3 separate regions of the Homo sapiens genome follow, and regions 1 and 2 are each linked to region 3. The links are chromatin loops, found by intact Hi-C in ENCODE. Cell type or tissue: endothelial cell of umbilical vein. All regions are shown on one strand. Links, peaks and the distances in the headings refer to the core of each region. The heading gives the core; the rest is flanking DNA.

Region 1 (7,922 bases), core at 1,863-6,862, 150 kb before region 3:
ACTGTACTCAGCTTTTTTGGATGCCTGAGTTCTCTGTAGCCTTGGGCAAAAACCCGAAATTTTTAGCATTCTGGTTACTACAGATGTCAAATATAAATTATATGAAATTGCAGGGCTGTTGCAAGAATCCATTGAAATGCCAAATGTCAGTGGTTCTCAATCTTTAGCCTCATCTGGGATGGGGCCCAAGAATTTGAATTTCTATAAGTTCCCAGGTGATGCTGATGCTGCCGGTCCCTGGGCACACTTTGAGAACTCCTGGCACATGTGAAGAAATTATAAATGTGTGATATATTAATGTTGCTATATTAATCAATGGAGCTAATCAGTTATATATTGTTTCTAGGAAGCAGACAGACATAAAATTTTGATTCAAAGTTGGGAAGGGAGGCTTACTGGAATTCTAAAAGAGATATTCTAGGAACCCCTAAAGAGATAGCTAAGGGATTTCCAGTTAGCTGGAAATCCAGGGGATTCTAGTTCCCCAAACTACATGAAACTATCAGCTGGGACGCCTGAGAGAGTAAGGGAAACCTTACCCAAGTTGGGCATGTGCATCTTTGCTGTTCCTCAAATTTTCAGGGATGGGGTTCTCCTAAAGCAGAACTTTGGACAGAAAAGAGGGGGGCCTGGCTGCTGTTTGCTGAAAAGGAACATGTGGCCAGCTGTGGTTAAGAGCCAAAGCAGTATTTTAGGAAGCCCCGGAAGTGGCCCTGGCAACCTCGCTGGGAATCTGCACCCTGTTTCCTTTCCTGAGCAAAGTTGGGAGCTGGATGGAGTCTGGGCTTCCCTCACAGTCCTCCGGACAGCCAATCCCTGGGGCCATGCCAGGGACCAATGCACACGAGCATAAGAGAGCAGCCGTACACCATTCCTACTCAGGGCAATGGGGAGATGAAGGGAGACAAAGGGGACTGCTCTTCTCTAACCCTAAGCCACAGACATCAAGGACAGAAAATGAAACAAAAAGGAGGTGGGGAGTCTCTGAGTTTGCCCCTAGGTCCCTTTTGGTATTAATTTAATCCCGAGTTGCAGGGAGGCAACAGCTTCTCTTGGCCCAGCTCCGGAATGTTGAATCTCTCATCCATGGCTGAGAGGGAGCTGTATTTCAGTGACTTCCGAATGGTGTGAGGAAGGCCGGGCCTGCTTCCAATTAGCCTGCAGGGGCTCAGCTCTCTGGCCTCCACACACACCCCAGCAGAGTTTATTTATCTTGCTTTGAGTGACACTCGCATGCCCTTGCTTCAGCTGCAGGTCGCTTTCAGGCTTGGCTTTGGGTTTCTCTTGGCCTGAGGTGGGTAGCCTCAGGAGAAAGTGGAGCAGCTGCTCTTTGTTGTCTAGATTTGTACTTCATCCAATCTCTCTGTGTCCTGGGGGCCACCTCAATCTATTTTATTAAGGAACTTTCAAAGTGGCCCATGTCAAGGTTAGTTTCTGAGACTGTGTCTCATACTCTCTCACTGCTCAGTCTTCACCCCTGCCCAGGCCTCCCATGGTGGCTCTGCTGTTCCTGGCTAGGTCTGCCCCTCTAAGCGATTCTTTCATTGGCTCCAAGCTGTGGTGCCCACTCCCACCTCTCCCTGCAGCTCTGTGTGAAAGGACTGCCCCCAGAGCAGTTTCATACTGTTGCAGAATTCCAGGGCTGGAGTTAATCTCCAGTGTCCAGGAAGGCTGGTGTAGGGTTTTTAGGCCAGCTGCATCAAAGCATACCAACTGGCTAGAGGAAAATGCTTTTCTGAAAGGTTCTCAGGGCACTAGATGCCTGGTTTCGTCATGCTGAGGCACCCGTAGATGGGTCTGTTTGAAAAGCCACCTGTGGCATCTATGTTTCTCCCTTTCAAGACAGGCAAATTCCATTTTTCTGACTGAACATAACACCTGTTGTTTCATAAACTAAGAAGAGTTCAAAGGGGTATGTGTTTGAGAAACCTTTCAGAGTCTATTTTCTTATGTTTAGCCATGGAAGCAACCAGCACTGCTATCAAGATTAGAAGACACAAGACTCCATTACTTGAAATCTTAGACAAGTTGACACAATTGCCATCAATGGGATTTAAATAGAAAGGTCATTCGTTCATCCATTCTTTCATGCATGCATTCTACAAACATTTGCTAAATAAGACATTGAAGATTTAAAGATAAGATGTAGTCCTTGCCTTCAAGGAGCTTGTAGTCTAGCGCAAGAGGAAGATGTGTATAGAAAGGCTATAGTAGGCCGGGCGGAGTGGCTCACACTTGTAACCCCAACACTTTGGGAGGCCGAGGCGGGTGGATCATGAGGTCAAGAGATCGAGACCATCCTGGCCAACATGGTGAAACCCTGTCTCTACTAAAAATACAAAAATTTGCTGGCATGGTGGCATGCCCCTGTAGTCCCAGCTACTCAGGTGGCTGAGGCAGGAGAATTGCTTGAACCCGGGAGGCAGAGGTTGCAGTGAGCGGAGATCACGCCATTGCACTCCAGCCTGGCGATAGAGCGAGACTTCATATCAAAAAAAAAAAAAAAGACTGTAGTTGTATATAAAAATGCTACATTGTCACTTATTACCATTTTTGGATTTTCTAAAATATAGAGTAAGAAATATGTGTATATGCACACGTGCATTTGGGCAACTATGTAATGTCTCTATAGTTGTTCAAATCCAACTGGCCATGCTGGGGTATGAAAAGCTTTCGACACAAGAAAGGGAGACTGAGCAAGCAGGCTTCACTGTCCTGAGACATGCTATGAATATATAAGAAAGTAGACTTCAGTGAATAACCATTGAATGGAATACCCATTAGAAAGATAAGCAATTTGATATTTCACTGTGTTAATAACAAAGGTGGGTCAGGCTTTAGGGATGGAGTTTCGACTGTATAATAAAACAGGACTTTTAGCAATGCCTGGTTCTTTTCACTAGCTGATTTTTTCTCACTTTCTACAAGGCCACCCACCCAGTTATACATCAGAGTCAAAGAATCATTGAATTTTAGAGTTGGAAGAGAAGTTGGCATGAAAGAATGGTTGCGAGTGAAAGTTCTATTGAACTAGACTATGTCTGCAGCCAAGCAAAGGGCTAGACTCAAAGAATAAATGCCATTCACTACACTCTTCTAGACCAGGGAGTCTGTTTGGTTGAATATGTTTCCTCTAAGCTTTCAGTCTCAACCCCCAGTTACCTTCAAGCTTTTGAATGCATAGAGTCTTAGGAGTCTAGTAGACATAGCCTCTGCCTCTGGGGTCATTTGCTGCTACTTTTTTGAGCTTTATAATAACAGGGCTTTCTAGCATGCAGAATTTCTGGCAAGACGGCCAAGATGGGCCAGGGCAAGAAAATGGCCAAGCCATTGGACTGACCATCTAAAGAGGGAGGGGCCACTCAGACTCACTGGGAACACTGCCATGTTAGGGTAAGCCCTTCTTACCTCTGAAATATTGATCCGGCCCTCCTGGAAGGAGCAGGTGGTGGGGTCATGAGTGCAGAGGTTGCGGTACTTGCACCAATGGCAGCGGAAGGCGCTGTTGACACAGGACAGGCACCTGCAAGGACAGAGATGGTGAGAGGCAAAGAGAAGAGAACAAAGAGGGAAGGTGGCATGTGTCATGATAGAAGTCTGTTAACCTGTGTTTAAATCCTAGTCTCATTCTCAGGAGGGAAGACTGGTGGGCCATCCTCTAGCACCAAGAATTGTGGATTCTCCATCCATGATATTCATGGGAACAGAAAATTGGAAAGAAAATGAGACCAGATAAGAGTATAACTGACAAAGCAGGGGTGTGCTTCTATAAGCTCATGAGAACTGATTATTCACATTTTCAGGAATTTTGCAAGCTGATAGACATCATGGTGGTAGTTTGAAATCGGCCATGGTGGAAATAGTTGCGCCACAGAATTTGGCAATGCTGCAAACTAGGTTTTCTTCTGAATGCTGGTAGCTAAACAGTTCCCAATATTTCACTGCTTGTAAAGACAGGGTAGCCGGCAGAGTACAGGGACAGGAATTGGGCATATCTGATTATAGACTTGCTTCTGCCACTGCCACTGGGGTCACACTGAGTAAGTCACTTCACCCTCTGAATTGGAGTATCTTCATCCGCCTGTAATAAAACATTCCTGTCTATGCCACAGGGCTGTTTGGTGTCAAATGAGATAATGCATAGAAAATGGTTTCGAAAAATGCCATGCTAAATGTGAGTATTATTGTCAAGCGCTTAAATTACCTGTTATTTCAACCTCTTAAATAACATTTGAGTGTTAACAATTGGTTCATATCATCTGTATTATTGGGCTTGGGGGAGCTAATAGTATTAAGTAGTAACTTTGTCCCACTCCCCCAGGCATGGAACAGTAGGATATGTGTGTGGTATGTGCTTTTCTTGCCAGGGTGAGCACTTCTTTCCTTCCAATTTCACCTGGAGACTGTGTATATTCTTTTGGCTCTCTGTGTGTGATCAGGTCATTGTAATGGAAATGGGTTTTGTAGGGGGGATTAGTCTTGCTCCTCCTCGCAGCCCCCTTACTCTATCTAGTCTTTCACAACTAGGCCAACCTGGAATGGACAGGACCAGGTCTGCAGTCTGGCGCCACCTGGTGGGGCTCTGATTACATTTGGGTGGTTGGGGCTTGATCCAGGGGTCACCGGCTCACAGGCCATAGTATGTTGGGTTGGTTAGCCCATTTACACTTCATCTTCCCATTCAGAGCATTTTTATCCCATTCTCCATTGCCCAGACTTTTTTAGTTTCTGAGCTTCATGCTATCTCATGTACTCTCAGATAGACTGGTTCTTGGTAACATCTTATGATTCAGCAAGTAAATAATGAAAATGGACCAAGGGCCTAAGGAGGATGGTTATTGGGGCTCTAGCTAGATGTGGCTCTTCCGCTGGCTACTTTTGTGACCTTCATTGTAGCACTAATCTTTCTGTGGGCCTCAGTTTACTTTTATTACAGCAAATTATTAAAAGGAGGGGACTATACTTGATTCCATGAATTTTAACTGAATTCCAGTAGAGAAGGGCAAGAGAGGCAGTGTTTGGCATTAAAATGGAATCTTTGCTGTCAAGGAGACCTGCTTTTTTTTTTTCTGTTAAAACTTGCTGCCTGTGACAGCATCTGTGTTGCCATAGCAATACATCTTTGAAAGTGGTGACATCATACTCTGTTGCCATGGAGATAAGATTGCTCTCACAAACAATGGATTCCATCACCACCATGTTGGAGTTTGAGAAGGAGGTAAGAAGTTCTGTTGCCCAGATGCTTGCCATTCCCAAAGCAGGGTTTGCTGGGATTCAAATGCAGTGGTTAGAGGGCAGCTTTGTCTATTTCAACTTCAGTCCCTTTCTGCCCTCCCTGGTTCCCACCAGGCCATTTCTATCACTTGTTCTGTCTTTCTCAGCACATCTATTTATTTGTCCCAATGGGGCTCCTTCCTTGACTAATGTAGAGACCAAAGAACTCCAGAAGATTATTCTAATTATGAAAATCAAGTTCAGAAAAATGGAGAATAAGGAGGACTAGCTTATTTGCCTCTTCTAATGACTAAAGATTCCTTTAGGGTTTAGCTGCAAACAGACCCTCTTCCCATCTTGATTGCTGAGTCCTTCATGCCCATAGCTTGGACCCTACAGACTGGATACCCCTGAAGACCTGACTATGATGTGGATCCCAAGTGGTTCCTGCCTTGGACAATGGGAAGGATGAGTCCGTAAACATTCCGAATCACTGCCTCCTCTGATATGGAGCTGTTGATTGACCTCTCCCCTTGCTGAATGTCTAGGGTTTTTGGTCCTATGACCCTTATGTGGCTCTATTACAGAGGCCTGTGTTTCCTTCTTTCTAAACCAAATGGTGTATGAGTTCCCAGCTTCTGTGGAAAGGGTCTCAGTTTCTCTACCAGGGAGGATCAGCAGAAACTAAGTAGGGGTTTCACTCCCTCCATTTCTGCTTTTTCCCTGTGAAATGTTCCCAGCTTCTCACACAGTTGTGGGGTCTCATAGCGTGTGGGCACCAACTGGCAGGCATTCAGCTGCTGGAATGGCTGGTGAGGTCCGTAGAACTAAAGTCAAGCCCCACTGAAGGCTGTGGTTTGGCCTGTCTGGTTTCCCTTCCTCTTGAAAATATTGAAGGATGGATTTAAAAAATGATGGAGTGAAGGCCTCTGCTCCACCTCCCCATCCAGGTCTTTTTATCATGTGCTGAGAGAGGCTACTTTCCCCCTTCCCTGCTCCTCCTCTGTGGGTGACTGTGTGCATAGCCGAGTCGCTATCTCGGAGTCCCTCTTCATCTGGTTGTGGGTGACATGTCCATACTCCACTCACTGTCAGCCTCTACCTTCAAAGTCACCACCAAGTGATGGAAAATGAAGAACTTTTTTTACGGTTCCTGTTCTCTGACTCTCTTTTTACTATCTTGGCCTGAGAGTTGGGGGTTAGGTGTGTTGGGGTGGCATCCAAGGATTCAGAGACTATAGAGAGTAAATACCATTTGGTTTAATATGGTAGTATTTATGTACAGTGTACTCTGTCCAAACAAAGTGTCAGGCCCCATGGGGAAACTGTGAGGTGACTACAACGTGGTTCCTGCCCTAAAGGAGCTTAGCATCGAGGGGAAGAAAGCCCATACCCACATCCAGACCCAGAGCAAGACCCTTTCTAATAAGCACTTACAGTTGGTGGGCACTGCAGTTGTAAAACTTGAACTCGGTGCTGACAAATATCTTCCCTGTCTCCTTGGACCTCAGCTGTAGCTCCAGCCCAAACCAGTCTGGAAAAACAAACAAAAAAGGATGGGGTTGGGTAACAACGTGGGGGACCCAGTGGACAGCCACAAAAATAAAATGTAAGTCATGAAGCCACCACAGGGCTCTCTTAGGATGTAGATACTATGTGGAACCTGCCTGAATCGTCTCTTCTCCTCCCAAGGAAGCCTCTTTGGGTAAATACCAGCCCACCCCTCAGACCCAGACTTCCTCTGCCTGCAGGGAGGAAGAAGCAGATTCCACGGAGCCCCTTGCCTTTGTCAGTCATGTTCCATTACTGAAAGGATTTCAGAAATATTAGGTCTGAGCCCCCAGTTCTGTGGAGAGACCTGCTAAAAAACTACTGATGGAAGCCACTCCATTCCTAGGAGGGACGGGCTATCTGGAAAGACGCTGTGTTCTGTGCAGCCTTAACTCAAAGTGGAGCAAGTGTTTTCTTTCCTGAAATTCACTTTGGGGCATGACAGTTTGCTTTCAAACGTAAACAAGTTGTCTAAGCCAATATTAGTATCTGGTATAAGAAGACTGTGTGCCTAGTTCTTGTGACCCCCAGCTCCCTCAGTATAGAGAAGCCCCTCATTTGTGGCTCTCATGGCAGATATTTCTTACCTTGATCCAGCGGGATGACAGGGACATCCTTGGGCCCAGGTGAGATGCAGATGACCTGGCTCCCGGACACCTGCCCCTCCACCTCTGTCAGGTTCCCAAAGGCACAGGCGATACCCGCAGATAGATCAGGAGCATCACTCACTACCAGGCTAAGCTGTGGGAGGAGCAAAGAGATGATGCCAAAGAAATGCCTCAGGAGACCTGGACTCCAGGTCCAGCCCTGCTGTGACCCACTTTGCTCACTGATCTCCCCTGACCTCATCTATAAAAGAAGGATGTTGGTCTAAGTGGTCTTCCAGCTTTGAACACTGAAGTTACAGTCATTAATTATTCAATGTGTGTAGGGTCAATGGTCTTTATTAATATTATTATTAATTAATGTTTCCATCTTCTCCAGCATTAGAAAGCCCTAGGGGTGGGGGCGCTAGAGGGAAAGGTACCAAAATCCATCTAAGCCCCTGTTCATTTTGACATGAAAATTAATTGCAAGGCACCACACAAACTTGAAAGCAAGTCCTGAGCCGAGCCCTTCACAGACAAGGCCTTAGCCATGGCTCATGGGAGTAAATA
Region 2 (7,922 bases), core at 1,652-6,651, 370 kb before region 3:
GGCTGAAAATGAAAGAGCTTTCCTAGATACAGAGTGACTATTTTTGAGCTGACTCTAATAATCTACTATTTCAACTACCAGATCATCCTCTCATGGGATCACAAAGACAGGCCCAATGCAGAATCTTTAAGAACCCTAGAAATCTGAAATAGCCATCATAAGCATCCTCAGTAAAAGGCCAAGCACTTTTCTGGTAGTCTACAGCAGGGGTTGACAAGTTTTTATCTTTTATCCTAAAGGGCAAGATAGTAAATATTTTAGGCTTATGGGGCATACAGGCTCCCTTGCAGTTACTCAACTATGCCCTTGTAGCATGAAACCAGCCTCAGACAATACACAAACAACGGGCGTGTCTCTGTTCCAGTGAAACTTTATTTACAAAAACAGGAATCCGGCCCACGGGCCACAGTTTGCAATCCCTGGTCATTGGGAAAACCTGCTCTTCCAGTATTTCCATGCTCCAAAGAGGAACAGAGGCTCCCATCCACCCGGAGGGCTCCTATCCACACTGAAGACAGGGACCCACTCTGGGGACTAGGCCTCCATCCCTACTAGTCCCTCCCACAAGGTACTAAGAAATCTAGGCTACTTGTTCAAAAAGCCTGGTCTGCATCAGAAACCTGGGCAAAGGTGGAAAAAGCTTTCCAGACATCAAATCAGAGGGCTTCAGAACTGGAAGAAGCTAGATCCCTAAGACTAGACACTTAGGCCTGGAAAAGGAAGTGGTGTGTCCAAGATCACGTAGCTAGCAAAAGTCTCCTGACTCTGTCCAGTGCTCTTACTCCTCCAGGGTGATAAACAGCTTGCTAGAAGAGGCCAAAGACTTGTGGCACATTTCTACAGCACGTCCCCGAGCTATAAGCAAATGGCACAAGACCTTGGGGGAAATAAGTGCATGCGTGTGTGTGTGTGTGTGTGTGTGTGTGTGTGTGTGTGTGTGTGTGTGTTTTTCCAGGTATACCTGGACATAGTTACTAGGGAGAGGAAAACTTAAACAAAAATCCTAACTTTAAAAAGGGATATGGTTTGGTAGAAGATGTGGGTTTTTGTTAGCAGAAATGTCCAGGGTCTGGGCAAGCCCTGGGATAATAAACCAGTACAAGGCATACAGCCTCACTCAATTCCAGGTAATGCCCCAGGCCCTAGGATCTACCTCTACCCACCTTCAAGCTTCATAATCCAATATCCTTCAAATCTTTTCCCAGAACTGACTTCCATTGCATATTTTACTTGCCTGACCATAAACATTTTTATTTGGATACCCTGCCATCATCTTGAAGGCAACATGTCTAAAAGAAAATCAAACATGACTCCCCAAAACAAGTTTGAACTCTAATGTTTCTATTTCTATAAATCACTAAGGTTCAAAATTTCAGCACTTTCTCTTCCCCACGTCCTGTCCTCAAGCCAGAGTAGCACTCCAAATTATCTCTTCTTCTTCATTTCCACAGGCTCCACCCTAACCTATCACCTCCGATCTGGTATGTTGCTAGTCTCCTGCTGGGGACCCCAGATTCCAGGCTTGCAACAATGCCAGATCTTCCCCCATATACTCATCCTCCTTTCATTCACCACAGTCTCTTCAAGGTCAAGGTCCAGTGCTACTCACCTTCGGCTTCCCAGTTCCCAGAACCTCACCTAATATGGGGGGCACACAATAAATGCTGAATGAATGAATCACGGTTTTCATCACAAGATGAAAGAAAAAACTTAAACAAAAATCTTAACTTCAAAAAGGGATACGGTTTGGTAGTTTTCATCACAAGATATCTGCACAAGAAACCTCAGGCCCTTCCTAGTTCCTACTCCCTCGAACCCAGACTGCTGAACTCTGAAGGCCCACCATCATCTCACCCTGCCCACCTCAGCTCCTACCAGCCCAGAAACAGGCTTTTGGCTCCATCTAGCTCATCAATGCTGGACCCTCCTCATGTGCCAGGCATTCCTGCATCCACATCTCTGCCCACGCTCTGCTCACCCTGCCCTGTGATGACGTCCATGCCCTTCCCCCTGCATCTACTCCAACTCCTACGCAACTGCCAACTGCCGAGCTGTGGGGGGAGACAGGGGATGCAGGAAGAGGGGAGATGATAAAGAAGACTGGGGAAAGGGGAGCATGATGAAAACATGCTGGGGTCTCTCTCTGATCCTTGGAAGCATAACCCTCTCAATGGGTCACAGGCGATTTAGAGAAGGAAGAGCCGGGAGGAGGAGCCAAATTTTTCCACTGAACGAAAGGCATGATTTTCATCACTGCTTCTGTTGCCCCGGTAACCAGGGACAGCCCAGTGGAGAGTACAGTAAAAGAACACCATGTTTATCTTTGCTGTCTGATCTACTTCCCTGTACACCCTTCCCTGACCATCCCCTAGCCCCAGGCCTGCTCCAAATCTCTTATAATGCCACCACCATCCTTCTAGTTACCCTTGCTCCTCAAAGGCAGAGCTAATTTCTCCCTCTCTTTATCCAACCCTAAGTACCATGTGTTCTTCCACTGCAACATTTTGGGGTTCATCTCGCCATGCCACCTGCCATGCCAGGGGTCCCCCAAAACAAAGAGCTGGTATCAAAGCACAAGGATGGCTTCTGCTCTACCAGACAGGGCAAGTGGGACTAGTGGGGCAGGAAGGTGAGGAAAACTGCCCAGCCAACCGTGTTCTCATCCCACACAGCTGGTGTGGAGAGGGACCTGGCTCTCCCAGCCCCCCTCCTATGGCTGAGATCAGGAGAAGGAGCCAGGTTGGGGATCGGGGGAGTAGGTTCACCCACAGGCTTCCACAGATCCTGCCTCCCACACGGACACCGTGTCTGCGTGACCTGAGAGCGGAGACACAGTGCTCGCCCTGGAAGATTATATAAGCGTTATATAACATGGTGGCACCAATAAGCACACAGGAGCAGTTGTCGAGTGCCAGGGACAGGCCAGGGGTGGAACCAAACCCAAGGGGCTGGAGGTTCAGCCCTCCTGCCACCAATGCCAAAGCAGCACCAGGCCCTGGCTGCCTCGGCCCTGTCTATACCTGCTCCTTCCAGCCCAGAGGACACAGAGAGAAACTTGCCAGGCTCTGCGCTCTTCTTCCCACTCTGGGCAGCAGGGAGGGGCCGCAAAACCGTCACCACCCTGGGCCATGGCAGCCTCTGCCCATCCGGCCTAAGGCAGCCTAGCTGCCTTTCCTGCAGGGGAGCAGCCATGGGGTCCTCGGCAGGGGAGGGGTGTGGACCAGTAGCCCCCTCCTCTCTGTCCTCCTACCAGAATGTAGGAGCACTTGTTTGGGGAACAAGTGCTGCAACAGCAGCTCCAGGATTGGCTGGGCCAGCCGTTCCTCTGCTCTGTCACTTGCTGTTTCTCTAAAAAACAAAACAAACCGAAAGGGAAAGAAAAAAAAATTAAGCACATTTGACAAATGCCAGATCCCAAATTTTGGTCTACGGTTGCAAAGCTGGAAGGAAGGGGTCCTAAGGAAATTACCCTATTTCCCTACAGCCCCCATCTCCCACCATTCCTGGCCAATTCACCATCTATGAACTTGGGCTGTGAGCCTGAAGATTGCTCCGCAGCCCCTATCTCTGGAGCTGCCTCAGTGGCTGTAGCTCCTTCGGGTAATATTCCCCCTCCCTCTACAGAATGCTCAGAGTCTGCGGCTCCCGGATATACACGCGGGACTAGGCGGCCGGCCTGGGGCAGTTCTGGGCAGTTTGGGCCAGGTCTTAATCAAACTCCTCCACCGTCATCACCACACCCACTTTATTAATTTGGCAGGGGTGGGGGCAGCTGAACAGAGACAGAGCCAAGTGATCTCCCGCAGCACCTGCCCTCTCCTGAGCTATGCCTCTGGCCTTCCCGCCTCCTCCTCCACACGGACCTCCGCGCCCCCTGAAGAAGGGGGGAAAAAGAAATACGCATTAATACCTCGAGCCTTGGCGCACCAGCCCTCGCCCCCTCAACCACCTGTCTCTGCGTTCTCCCCCGCAGCCTTCCTCAACTCTGGGCGCCCCCTCTGCAGCAAAGGGGCACCACGCCCACTGCGGAGAGGAGAAATGCAAGGTGGGGAGCGGACAGGGGCTCACTTGAGGGCCCGGGGGCTGCTCACTCACCCCTGCGCGCAGCTGGCCCTGGCCCCAGAGCCTGGGGCCCGCCCGGAGCTGCTCCAGGCCGCGACCGCTCCCACCCCCGCGGCGAGGCCAGCAGCGCCCCAAGGCCGCGCTGCAGCCGGGGTGGGGCGCGACCGGAGCGCGGCCGGGGCCCTGGGCATCGTCCCCAGGGAGCCCACCCTACCCCGGGACGCTCGGGGACCGCCCTGCAGGCCCGGCCCAAGGTGCCCACTCCCACCTGGCCGAGTCCCGGCTCTTACCTCGGCGGCCTTCCGCCCTCCGGGGGTACTGCGCAAACAGGCTCTCCCCCGGCCCCCGCCCGCCAAGCGCCCCGCTGCAGGCCCGAGATGCGCAGCCGCTGCGGACGCCGGCTCCGCGGCGGCCGCTTCCCGGGCGTGTGAGCTCAGCCTGCCCGCGCGCCCGCGCTTCCCACGCTCGGCGTCCCGCGCGGCGCCACCCAGCGGCCGCGTCGGGCGCTGCACGCTCGTGTCCGGGAAAATCTGCAGCAGCCGGGCCTGCCAACTGATTCGGAAATTCCCAGAATTTGACCATGGGCTTGCGGCGGGGCGGGAGACCTGTCAGGCCGTGTGGCCGTCGCTAGACTCGGGGCAGAGCAGCTCCCACCCACCCTGTCTCTGAAGGGGACTCCAGAGTCTTTGCAAGATATTCTGATTTCCCCCCTGTTCCTCTGACCTTGCCTCGCCATATTTCTTCCAGGGCAGTGGAGACTGTGGGGATGCTGGTGACTCCTTGTAAAATGGGGGTGGAGAATCGAGGGGTGGGAAATGGGTGGGAAGCGCTCGAGGCTGGCATCTCAAGGCCTCCATGGGCCCGTCTAGAGATCCGAGGTGTGCACTGAGTCACTTCCCGAGCTTGTTAGAACACACATGCACAGATGCCCCAGCCTACCTGTAAATTCTAATTCGGAAATTTCAACTGCTGTTTTTAACCTTTTCTTGTACCTACACCCTTCTGAGAATTGCAGAAGAGCTATGGACCCTGTCTTCAAAAAAAGCACATGCATACAGAAATATAATTTTGCACAATATTTCAGGGAATTCTGAAACTCCTCAAAGCTCCGTGGATCCCAGCTTAATATCTCACTTTGTGCAGATACCCTAAGCAGAAAGAGCGAGCTGGTGATTACCTGAATACGCTGCCATCTTATCTCATGCTTTTTCCTCCTTCAGGGATATCTCCACTGGACGCCCAACCTCACATTTCCGCCTGTAGAAATTCCACCTGTCCTTTAAGGCCAACTCGAAAACCTCTTCCTCTCTGATTTTCCCAATCAGCAATGTCATTTATGACCTCAGTTTTCTGAGAGTATGTCTTTTATGGCTGTTAACATGTTATAAACACACCTGTATTTATTTCTGTGGTTGGTTTTCTTATCTCCTTCTAGATAGCAAAACTGTTTTAAGATCAGTTTCTCCCTCTGCAACTACTAAGGGCCTTACATGGTATGCCTTCGACAAACAGTTCTTAAGTAATCAGAGAGATTGGATTGAGAGAATAGGAGGCCCAGCAAATGCCTTTGCTCTACCTGCACCTTTCCTCCCTTCCTGATGCTCCACCACATGGACCTCTAGGCGTCTGGAAAACAGAATCCTCAAGTTGATAGGCTTATCTCATTCATTCCTGCTCCTCCAGGCAAGGCAGCCATAATTTAGGGGTTCCTGGATGAAGTTGCAAGACAAGTTCATGCAGGACACACATACCAAATAGCAGATATTCTACCACCAGTGTCTCCTAGTCCAGTGAGGGATGTCCCCACCCGCCTGGTGCACAAGCAATGTGGATGTCATCCTTGACTTTTCCATCTCACTTCCCTCCTTTCTTGCACATATGCCAATCAATCACCACATCCTGATTCTACTTCCTAAATCTTAAATCTCTAAGATTGGCCCTCTCTTTATTCCTAGCTCATTCCACCATTATTTCTTGCTGGGATTTCTGCATTTGTCTCTAGCCTAACTCGCCTACCTGCCTCCAGCCTCACTAGGCCCAGATCCAGTCTCCACATCTGCTGTGTACTGAATGTCTGTATCTCCCTAAAGCTTGTTTGTGTGCTCTTTCTCTCTCTCTCCCTCTCTGCTTTCCAACACGGGAGGATACAGTGAGAAGATGGCCAACTGCAAACCAGGAAGCAGACCTTCTCCAGACACAGATCTGCTGATGCCTTGATCTTAGACTACCTTGCCTCCAGAATGGTGAGAAATAAATGTTGTTTAAGCCACTCAGTCTGTGGTATTCTGTTGTAGCAGCTTGGACTAAGACAATATCCCATTTAGAAGGATCTTGCAAATATATCAATCCTTTCCCTACGTAAAACTCTTATGCAGTTTCATTCTGGACTAAGGATGAGGTTCAAACTCCTTTGCCTGGCTCACAAGGCCTCCTAGATCTGGGCCCAACTGACTCTCCAGCCTCCTGTCTTGGCACAGCCTCCACTCTTACCTATATGCTTCACTTGTACTAAACACCATGTTTCTCTCCATCTTGATAAAAGTCCTCCCCCAATTTTTTTTTTGAGACGGCCTCACTCTGTCACTGTCACTGGGGTGCAGTGGTGTGATCTCAGCTCACTGCAGCCTTGATCTTCCCGGCTCAAGTGATTCTTCAAACTCAGCCCCTTGAGTAGCTGGGACTACAGGCATGCGCTACCATGCCCAGCAAATATTTTTGTATCTTGTAGAGACAGGGTTTTGCCATGTTGCCCAGGCTAGTCTCCAATTCCTGAGCTCAAGCGATTTGCCTGCCTCAGACTCCCATAGTGCTGAGATTACAGGCATGAGTTGCCGCACCTGGCTGTCCCCGACTTTTTGAGACTTTGTTTCACCTATTCCTCAGGTTTCCCAACTGTCTCCTCCTGCACCACCTGGCCCTTCCTCTGCTATAATATGAAAATCACAATATTGTTATTGTTCTTATATGACGTCTGCTTTCCCTGCCACACTAATACCTCTGCGATAGTATCCTCAATGCCTAGCACAATACCTAGTGCCAAATGGGAACACATAAATATTTATTAAATGAATGAAAGCTTTGAACATGGCACATAGCCCAGATGAGAGACTCTGGGGGTAAATGCAGTGGTGCTTCATAATCTAAAAGTCAGATAGGGTGGGACAGGCCTACTGCTTTTTAATAATAGCACTATTCACTGTTTTCAAGTGAATTTCAATCTTTCTGAGTTTTTTATTTCCTTATCTAAAAAATGAAAATAATAATAATTAGGGTTGCTCTGAAGGTGGCCAGAGATATATGTGTAACAAAGTATTTTGTAATTTTAAAATTCTCTCTCTCTCTCTCTCTCTCTCTATATATATATATGTTAGAAGTATTGTATTACTTCACTTGATCCTCACAATAACATTTTGAATAGACAGCTGACATTTCCTACTTTGCATATAAGGAAACTGAAGGTAGACATGGTAAAGCAATTTGCCTAAGGTCACCCAGATGGTTGCCAAGGAACAGAGGCCTGACATGGGATTTCAAGCTCAGACTCTCTCCGCCACATCACCACTGCTCCTCTCTCCATCCCCAAAGTAGGTATCGATGTTGGGACACGTACATGTTGACATCCTGAGGATCATGCAGCTCATAAATGTCACCACTGACCGCTTCTGAAGGGTTTTTATGTGTGTGTGGATGTGTTTGTTGAGGCACAGGGGGCAGAGGTGAGTTGTTGGTAGAAAATGGACTATATATCAACAGTTACCAAGATAGGAAAGAATGGGGTGGGGAGGAATTGGCCTTGGCCTTGGGTCTGACCCTATGCTCTCTATCTCTGCCCCTTCTCTTACTCTAATGGGGCTACCTCA
Region 3 (7,922 bases), core at 1,677-6,676:
AGCTCTCGTGAGATGCCTGTCTGCTCAAAACCAAGGAAGAGAGAGATGGGGGAGGTCACTGGGCACAGTGCAGGGGACAAGAGACTGGAAAGAAAAGGTAGCTAAGTGGGCAGATCAAGAGAGTGTGGCGGGTGACGCTGGGGCAAACAAACCTCCTAGCAATTGGAGGGCAGTGAATGGCAGCTTGCTGTGTGACTCACGGCAATGCACTTACCCAATTTGGACTTGGGTTTCACATCCACTATGTGGGCCTGGGTAAAAGCTACTCTGTGCAGGAGAGATGCAAGCCCTGTTGCAGCCAGGCAGCCAGATACCCATGAGCTCTGCGTTTTCTTATTCCATGAAGGGTTGACTCCCACAGCAATGCCAACCTACCAATCCTACGACAGTGTCATTCATGTACACTCTCAGAGCTCTGAAGGCACCAAAAACCCAAGGGCGGCAAAGGCAGAATTCAAATTCCAATCCCACTGGCTAAATGCTGACCACAAGCCCTGAATGTGGTCTCCTTGCAGGGCCACTATTGGCTTTCTTCTCTATGTCCCATCTCCACCAAGTCTTCAGCCCTTTATTCTTTAGCATAGAGATTTTCTTTAAATAAAATCTTACTTTTCTCAGAAAATTCCAAACAAATTTGGAGAGAGAGGGGGAAAATAACCCTAGTTTCGCTTCTTATACCTGTCCCAAAATTTAGAATAGTTTTCCTTGTTTCCAGCACTTGTCGTTTTTCCAACTTTCCTAACACCCTCTTCCCGGGCCTGGCTCCAGAAACAAAGACAAGTGAAGGTGCTTGAGTATTCATTCCATTATACAGATGGAGAAACCGAGGTGCTGGGTAAGGGGCAGGAGCCAATTCTGCCAGAGCGTAACTAACCTCTTATCTCCCTCCTGGGACCAGGGAACAAACGGAGGGTGAGCACCGGTCAACAGGTGAGAAATCTTTAGGAAGTGGGAAGGGCTACAAGTGTGAAGGCAGGCACTTAGTTCCTGTTTGATTCTTTGACACCAGGCTCTTCCTGACCATCTGCTCTCAACCATCTCAGTGGGGCCTAAACCTCCTGCAGGATTGTGCTGGGAGGGGCTTCCAGCTCCCCATGCAGTTCAGATCTTTCTCTCTAAGTCTGTGGGCCAAGAAAGCTGAAGAACTTGAAGAACTTGACCCCCTGTGGGTCACTCAGAGTGGGGCGGTAGACTCAAATTTTGTTCATTTACAGATAAACCTCAGGGGGTGGGGTGTTTGCCTTACAGAAAACCTCGTAGCCTGGGTTTTAATGTCACAGAGAGTGAAGGGACTTGTTAGAAAGTTTTAAGCAGCTGGAGTCAGGGTGGGGCATCAGTGTTGTCAGGGCACTGTGAAATCCCAGCCGGCCCTGCTCCTGGAAAACACCACTGCCCTAAAACGTGGAGTGGAGACCTGGAACGAGAGCTTTGCTGACTCACGAGGGGCCTCCTGCCTGTGGACGGGGAAGGAGCCTGGGTCTTCCTGTCTGGCTTGGGCTGGGCTCCCGCTAAGAACGCTGTTCTCAGTGAAATTCAAAAAATTGGCTCTTCTCCTTCAGGTATTTTTGTTCCTCAGGAGAAAAAAATGGGAAACCGGGGAGCAGTCAGGGGAGGTGGGAGGTCAGAGGCCAACGTAATATTTACCCAGCCTAGCCGAGGCCTTTCACTTTTATGAAGCAGGAAACCACTTCAAAGCAGCAACATCCCCTCTTGCCACTTCTGTCTGCCCGCTGGTCCTGCTGCCTCTATAAGGCAAGGCAGGGCTTTTCTACACACCCCTTCCTCTGCTCCTGAACCTTCCACCCTCTCTCCCTTAAAGGGTGGAGCACACTGCCTGGCCGGCTGCTCCCTCTAACCCCTGCTCAAAGGTAAAAAGACCTGCCCATAGTCACAGAGCAATCACAATCCATAGGCTCCGCTGACATTCTGAGCTGTCCCTGGCGTGTTCTCGTTCACTCAGTGAGTTGTCTACCACTCTCAGAAGCACTGGGGTTACAGCTCCTCATCCAAAGCCCTGTTCCACCACCAGAGCAGAAGCGGAAATGACGGCTAGGAAAGGCTCTAGAGACTGGAATCTAGTGGTTCTTTACATTGTGGAGGGGGCAAGAACTCCTTCTCTTCGGAAATACAAGACTACACATACCCACATCATTCTTGAAGATATAGAATCTCCAAGGTTTCACAGGCCTCTTGAAGCCCAAGTATGGCCCTAGCTCTGTGCTTCCCAGTGCAGGGGTCAGTTCCCTGACAGCATCACTGATGTGGCTCCCCCAGCCTCAGACGAGGTGCAGGGAGAGCATGACCTTCCTTTATAGGATTAGAGACAGCCTTTGAGTTGAAATCTTCGTCCTTCTAACCTTTCTCCATTAGCATCCCTTACCCTCTTTATGGACAGAAAGCTTAAAGCAGAATGGCTACCTTCTCTTTGAGTTGAAATCTTCATCCTCCTAACCTTTCTCTATTAGTATCCCTCTACCCTCTTTATGGACAGAAAGCTTTAAAGAGATTGGCTCCTTCTCCAGGTAGCAAGCACATGGCAGAGGCAGCCCGAGGAGTGGACAGCCAAGGTGTAGGGATAAAATCCAAATCTTCCCTCTCAGGTCCTTCCATTTAATAACTTCATTCAGATAAGAGTAGATGCATAATAGCAGGATTCTGGACACTTAAATGTGAATGTGGATGAGTAATAATATTTCCTGAGGCACCACACTGGCCTCTACACGCCAGCTCCAGAAGTACCAGAAAGGGATGCAATTTACATAGAATACAACACGAAAATCCTTGGGAGTGTGCACCCTGGAGTCCTTGCCGTAGGATATTGACTAATAGAAAACAACTCCAGCGCTGTCCAGTTTAAAATCCTCAGAGAAGAACGAGGGGAAAACTGGGTAGGTACGGGTAGCTGTGAGAGGCTGGAGACTGCGAGAGCATTAAATAGTCATCCTTCTTCACAGGAAACTGTGAAGTTCTCCAGCACCTCTGAGTCTCTCCTGGAAATCTTCACCTCCCATGACTTAAAGCAAAGGCTTTGAGGAGCTGTCTGCTCTCACTTCCTCTGACCCCCTAGTACACACTGTTAATGCCATTCTGCCTTTTACTAAAGGTATTTGGGGGTACTTGGCTATGCAATTTCTTCCTCCACTCCCTGAGTGTACTGTAAATGCCCTGAAGGTAAGATCTATTACTTTTTCATCCTTGTATTAGGAGGGAGCTACCACATTCTTGGCACCACACAGGTGATCGATCCCTATTTATTTAAACTTAAATGAATTCCAATTCCCGCTTTCAGTGTCATCCTATTTGGTTCAGTGCAAAGGGTAAGAATCTCTCCTTCTTCTATCCCTCTATACTATGGTTGAGAGGGAGGCTGTTTAGACAGAACAAGAGAAAGCCTGGGAGAACAACTCCTCCAAGAGGGCTGGGAGGTGCTAGGGTTCCTCTGTCAGAAGCTTCCGTCCTCTCAAAGCGTCGGAGAGAATATGTGTGTTTTGCGGGGATCAGAGGAGACAGGCTCATTCACCAGCTCTTCACTCGGAGCCCTGGGATCCCTCCTCCTCTTCCCTCTGAAAGACAAGTTGAACTTTCCAAGGGCAACTCTACTACCTTTTATCTTTCACCCTCAAAGTAATTTTAGCCAAAGAAAAGCAGAATTAAACTTTCATAACACGATACATTTATCTTGTTTTTCTTCTTTCTTTTCTCTATCCTCCCTTCCCCCTGCCCTGACGTCCAGGTACATCTGAGCTAAAGCAAACCAAGATGAACTATCAAGGGATGCTATCAGATTGGAAGAGACGGGGCTAAGCTCTCTGGTCTCCTGCCCATCCCAATACTTCAATATTTTTCCATGCCCCTGTTAGGCAGTTATTATCTCCTTAGATAAGAAAAGCCTCTGGACTCTGCTGTCTCTCAATATTGTCCTCTGCTGAAATGAAAGGGGGAATTATAATTCAGAGAAAGATTCCCACAGAGAATATGAAGAAAAAGATTAAATCAGCGATACAATGTTGACATGCATTCAGTTCCTGAAAGCTCTTTTAAAAAAAAGTCTCCTCAGGAGCAGTTTTGCTACTACCTGAGAGTCTCAAAAATCTGTATTTAGGGAGTTGGGAGATGGGAAGCATGTGAAGGCCCCTCGGGGTTGGGTCAGAAACTTCTGTTGCTGATAAGAACGGCAAGGGCCTTTTGGCGGGCCAGCCAGCAGATTGGACTCCCTGTTAAGTTGAGAATGCACTCCCTCCCTGCCACCCAGCCCTAGACGTGACCTGTTGGGGCAGGCCTCTCCGGAGTTGCTCACAACCCATGCATCCCAGCTTAATGCTGCAGGCGCCTTCTCATCCTCTGCAAACAGACAGAGGCCCAAAGGTCCCACTGGCAATAGGACCCTACCAGTTGTAGTCTCTGGGAAGTGACGGCTGGGAGTTTCGAATATATCTCATCTATTAATATTTTTTTTCTTCTAAAAAAAAAAAAAAGCACAAAAGCCACTGTTTTGGGCCAAGCCTGGCTTTCAAGAGTCCCCTCTAGTGGAGATAACCTGCTACTTCGGCTTCTCAGTTCAGCCCAGAGCCTCCCTGGCCAGTGAAGATTCAGAAAACCCCCTTCTGCCTGCAAGGCTCTCTTTCCCACTTTTCTCTTTGTGTTCACTCTGAGCTCTGTCCACCCCCATTCACACTGTTAATCTCTCTGTCTTTATCTTCCCTTGCTGTCTTCCTCCCTCTCTCCATTTATCTGTGCCTGTGCCCACATCTTGACTTCTGTCTTTCCATGTGTGCCTTTGCTCCTGCATCTTGATCTACATCTTCCATCCACCTGCTGGTTTTCTTTGATGTTCAGGATTCCAGGTCTGACTTGTTAGGAATGCCTTGGTCAGGCCTTGGACCACATGGACTCACTTCAAACGGCCAAAACAGCCACCCACAAGCCAGATCCACAGTGAGAAGCACTAGGAAAATCCTAGTGGTTATAGAGCTGTCTATAACCTGAGCTCAGAGCTCCTGCTCCGAATCCTGTGTGAAGCCGGCTGCTCCCTTCAATAGATTCTCCCCACCTCTGTGCCTGCTTCCCAGTCTCTGACACACGCCCTGCCCTGCAAACAACTGGCAATGCCTGGGTAAAGGGACAACTGGCAGTGCGTGGGAAGAGTATGCTGGGGTAGGGGAAGAAGGTGAGGAAGAGGTGAGTGGGGGTCAGTGGCTGAGCCTGGGGCTGTGGCAGGACAGTGGAGACACAGCAAATGTTAAGCTGGGGTGAAGGGGGGTATGGGGGAACACCTGCTGGTCCTCTGAGTTTCCCAGAGATATTCTTTCACCCAAGAGAGAGACAGAACCAGAGCAGGGAAGGCGGTTAATGGTTAACCAACTGTAGAAGCAGAGAACTTTTGCACTGCTCAGGCCTCAGCCATTTCTTTCAGCTCTGTGCCCTTCCTTCCTCCTCTCCCCTTACACTCTTACCCCGCAAGGACCCTGCTCCCCAACAAAGAACTTTCTCGCCTCTATTTATGCCCTCCAATTCCAGATGGAGCAGTGTGGAGCTAGATAAAGAGGTTCCATATGCCCAAATGCCAGGGAATGAGGCCCAGGAGAGCCTGAGGGCTAAGCCCAGGAGGACGGGGATATCCTCTTCTTACCAGCCATCCCTCCCTCGTGCCTTGAGACCAGCTGTTTGACCCTGGGAAGAACTGCCTTTCTCTCTGTCTCCATAGGGCTCACCTTTAGAAATGACCGAAAAAGAAGTGGATGCACACCCACCCCTCATTTACTCTAATCAGGCATGAAATCTTTGTAACGAAGTGAAAAAACTGTTCAGGGAACTGGTTCCATTCATCATTGTTTGAACTGAGCATATGTGAAGGGTAGAAATAGAATATTCACATATAATGAATTGATAACAGACTGCCCCTGGGTGGGGCGGTGGTGATTGGGGCTGAGGGGGGAACGCACACGAGCTGTAAAACTCCCAGCACCTCAAAGCCTGTTTCTACCAGTTTCCCTATGGACAGTCAGTCCTGAATTATTTCTAGTTAACAGACTGTAACACAATGCTCCAGTCTCTTTATGATCAGAATGGGGGTGGGGGGTGGGGGCTTGGCTAGGCGCTCCTTGCCTCTCCATTTGCCATGATGGACAGAAGTATATTGTGCCTCAGTTCGTGTGTGTGGAGACAGCTGTGTGGCAATGCAGGGAGACAGCTGGTGGTGGTGGGGAGGTGCTGCTGGAGACAGGAATTGCCTCCCCCACACCAAACCCTATATCTTAGGGAGGCAATCATAGAAAATGAGGTAGGATAGAAACTATAAAACCCCCAAACAGTGACAACTCCAGCACCATAAATATTTCATAGCACCTAAAGTGGTGAGTTTAGGCTGCTGTCAGCTGCTGCCTTGTATATTTAACCATGTCACTGGTTTCCCCTCCTGTTCCTATGTTTTCTTGTAACCTGCCCATGAAATAAAGATTAGCTGAGTAAGCAGAAGTATTGGTAAATGGGAAAGGGACCTAGGAAACAGGTAGCTGTTCTTTGAGGGCTTTCTTTTTAACCTCATTTTAAGTGCAGACTTCAGTAAAACAGATGGTGAAGGAACTTTTACATTCACCGCATCTGCAGCTTTTGATGGTCAAGAGAGTTGCAGGGTGAATGTTCCCTGGTGCTCTGAAGACAGGGATAGGTATTCAGACTAGCTCTGAAAGGGGGGCCACCAACCTTGTAATGACATGGTTTTGGGCGATGGACATAAGACACTGCCATACTCTTCATTTAGACTTGGGCTGAAAAGCTAGCCAGCCCCCCTGTCCTGCTCCAGGCTTTGAGGGACCCCTGTCCTTATGCCCTGCCAAAAAGAAGGACCAGCTGGGATTTCCTTGGCAGACTCATGGTCCCTGGATAGAGATCTCCTGGTACTTTACCACTGCTGCTCCTCAGCATCTTCCCTGCACATCGCTCCAAATGTCATTTCCATTTAACTGCTTTGCAAGCCAGTTTGCCCCCATCCTAATGCAATTTGCTGAGGACAGTGAGGGAGCAGAGAGGGTAATCTGCATTGCCCTCCCTTTATCAGCAGGTCCCTGAAGACGATCGGCTGCGGAGTGGAGGGAAATAGCTCCTTTAGGTAATGCTGGTTGGTGGCAGCAGGGGCAAGTTCTGGAATGAGGAGGGGTTGGTGGTGATGCCAGGTGGAAGAAGGGGAATGAAAAACAACCTCGCTATGACAGATTCCACTGTTTCCTTGGTTCCCTACCCTTTCTCTTCACTGCCCCTTCAGCCTCCAGGCCACCACCAAGGAGAGATCCCAGGTAATTAGTTCAAATGGTGCTCCGTGAAGAGAGAGGGAAGTTAATGAATTCTTCTCTTTTCTTGCCTGGAGGTCAGAGGGGAGAGGGCTGCAAGCAACTCTGGGAGCTTTCTGGGGTTATTGCATAAAAGTTGTGCATTTCAGTTAGGAATAGCTGAATTCCTCCAGCCAAGGTTATCTCTTCCTGGGGCTCTGTCAATCAGTAGAAGGCCCCAGAATCCAAAGCCAACCCAGAGGGAAGAGTGAAGTTTCAAGATCTGGGAAAGAAGCCCAGCAAAGGAGGGAGACTGCTATTGTGTGGGGAGAGGGGAGAGCTAAACCTGACTCCTGCTCTCAAAGCCTCCAGCCCAGGCCAGCCAAGATACTCATCTTGGCCTGCCGCTCATAAGCCTTGTCCACTGTGCGCGTGAATGGAAGGAAATGAATGTGCCCCCAAATTTCTGTGGGTTCTTCCAAACTGATGGGCCCCCAAGTGACTGCCTCAAGCTATGACTGGCAGTCCCAGTCCCCTCAAACTGATGCTGCCTTCATGTCCCTTGTGCACTTTCTACTGGTGTGCCACTGTCACTCTAAGATTCCTACAGGGGACCTGTTCAGATTTCCATTGCCCACTTCATGGGGCTCTCATTTC

The links. A loop is a pair of places that touch in the nucleus more often than their neighbours do. Peaks named below come from ENCODE experiments on the same cell type or tissue, not always from the same donor. Only the 100,000 strongest peaks of a DNase experiment are listed, where the experiment ranks them.
Region 1: it touches region 3 in a loop (5-fold over the local background); 36 of 110 quality-filtered maps call a loop at or near these places.
Region 2: it touches region 3 in a loop (2.8-fold over the local background); 4 of 110 quality-filtered maps call a loop at or near these places.

The regions. Positions count from the first base shown.
Region 1 is chr1:208,089,378-208,097,299 of GRCh38, forward strand. PLXNA2 (plexin A2) reads right to left here. Exons shown (of 32, transcript NM_025179.4): 7 at 7,353-7,506; 8 at 6,652-6,748; 9 at 3,409-3,523. Among named protein-coding and RNA genes, the nearest start is that of LINC02767, 130 kb to the left of the region's middle. In endothelial cell of umbilical vein, for the core only: a CTCF peak has its summit at 4,573 (motif pointing left); DNase peaks (open chromatin) are centred at 4,624 and 5,134; H3K27ac peaks cover 1,358 bases.
Region 2 is chr1:207,864,676-207,872,597 of GRCh38, forward strand. No RefSeq gene overlaps it. Among named protein-coding and RNA genes, the nearest start is that of CD34, 42 kb to the right of the region's middle. RefSeq lists enhancers at 3,567-3,616, 3,697-3,876 and a silencer at 4,147-4,536. In endothelial cell of umbilical vein, for the core only: a CTCF peak has its summit at 4,574 (motif pointing left); DNase peaks (open chromatin) are centred at 3,636 and 4,556; H3K4me3 peaks cover 1,612 bases; H3K27ac peaks cover 1,226 bases.
Region 3 is chr1:208,234,694-208,242,615 of GRCh38, forward strand. The region is part of intron 1 of PLXNA2 (plexin A2); the gene reads right to left. Among named protein-coding and RNA genes, the nearest start is that of PLXNA2, 5.7 kb to the right of the region's middle. In endothelial cell of umbilical vein, for the core only: a CTCF peak has its summit at 4,541 (motif pointing left); DNase peaks (open chromatin) are centred at 1,978, 2,748 and 4,558; H3K4me3 peaks cover 1,021 bases; H3K27ac peaks cover 4,881 bases.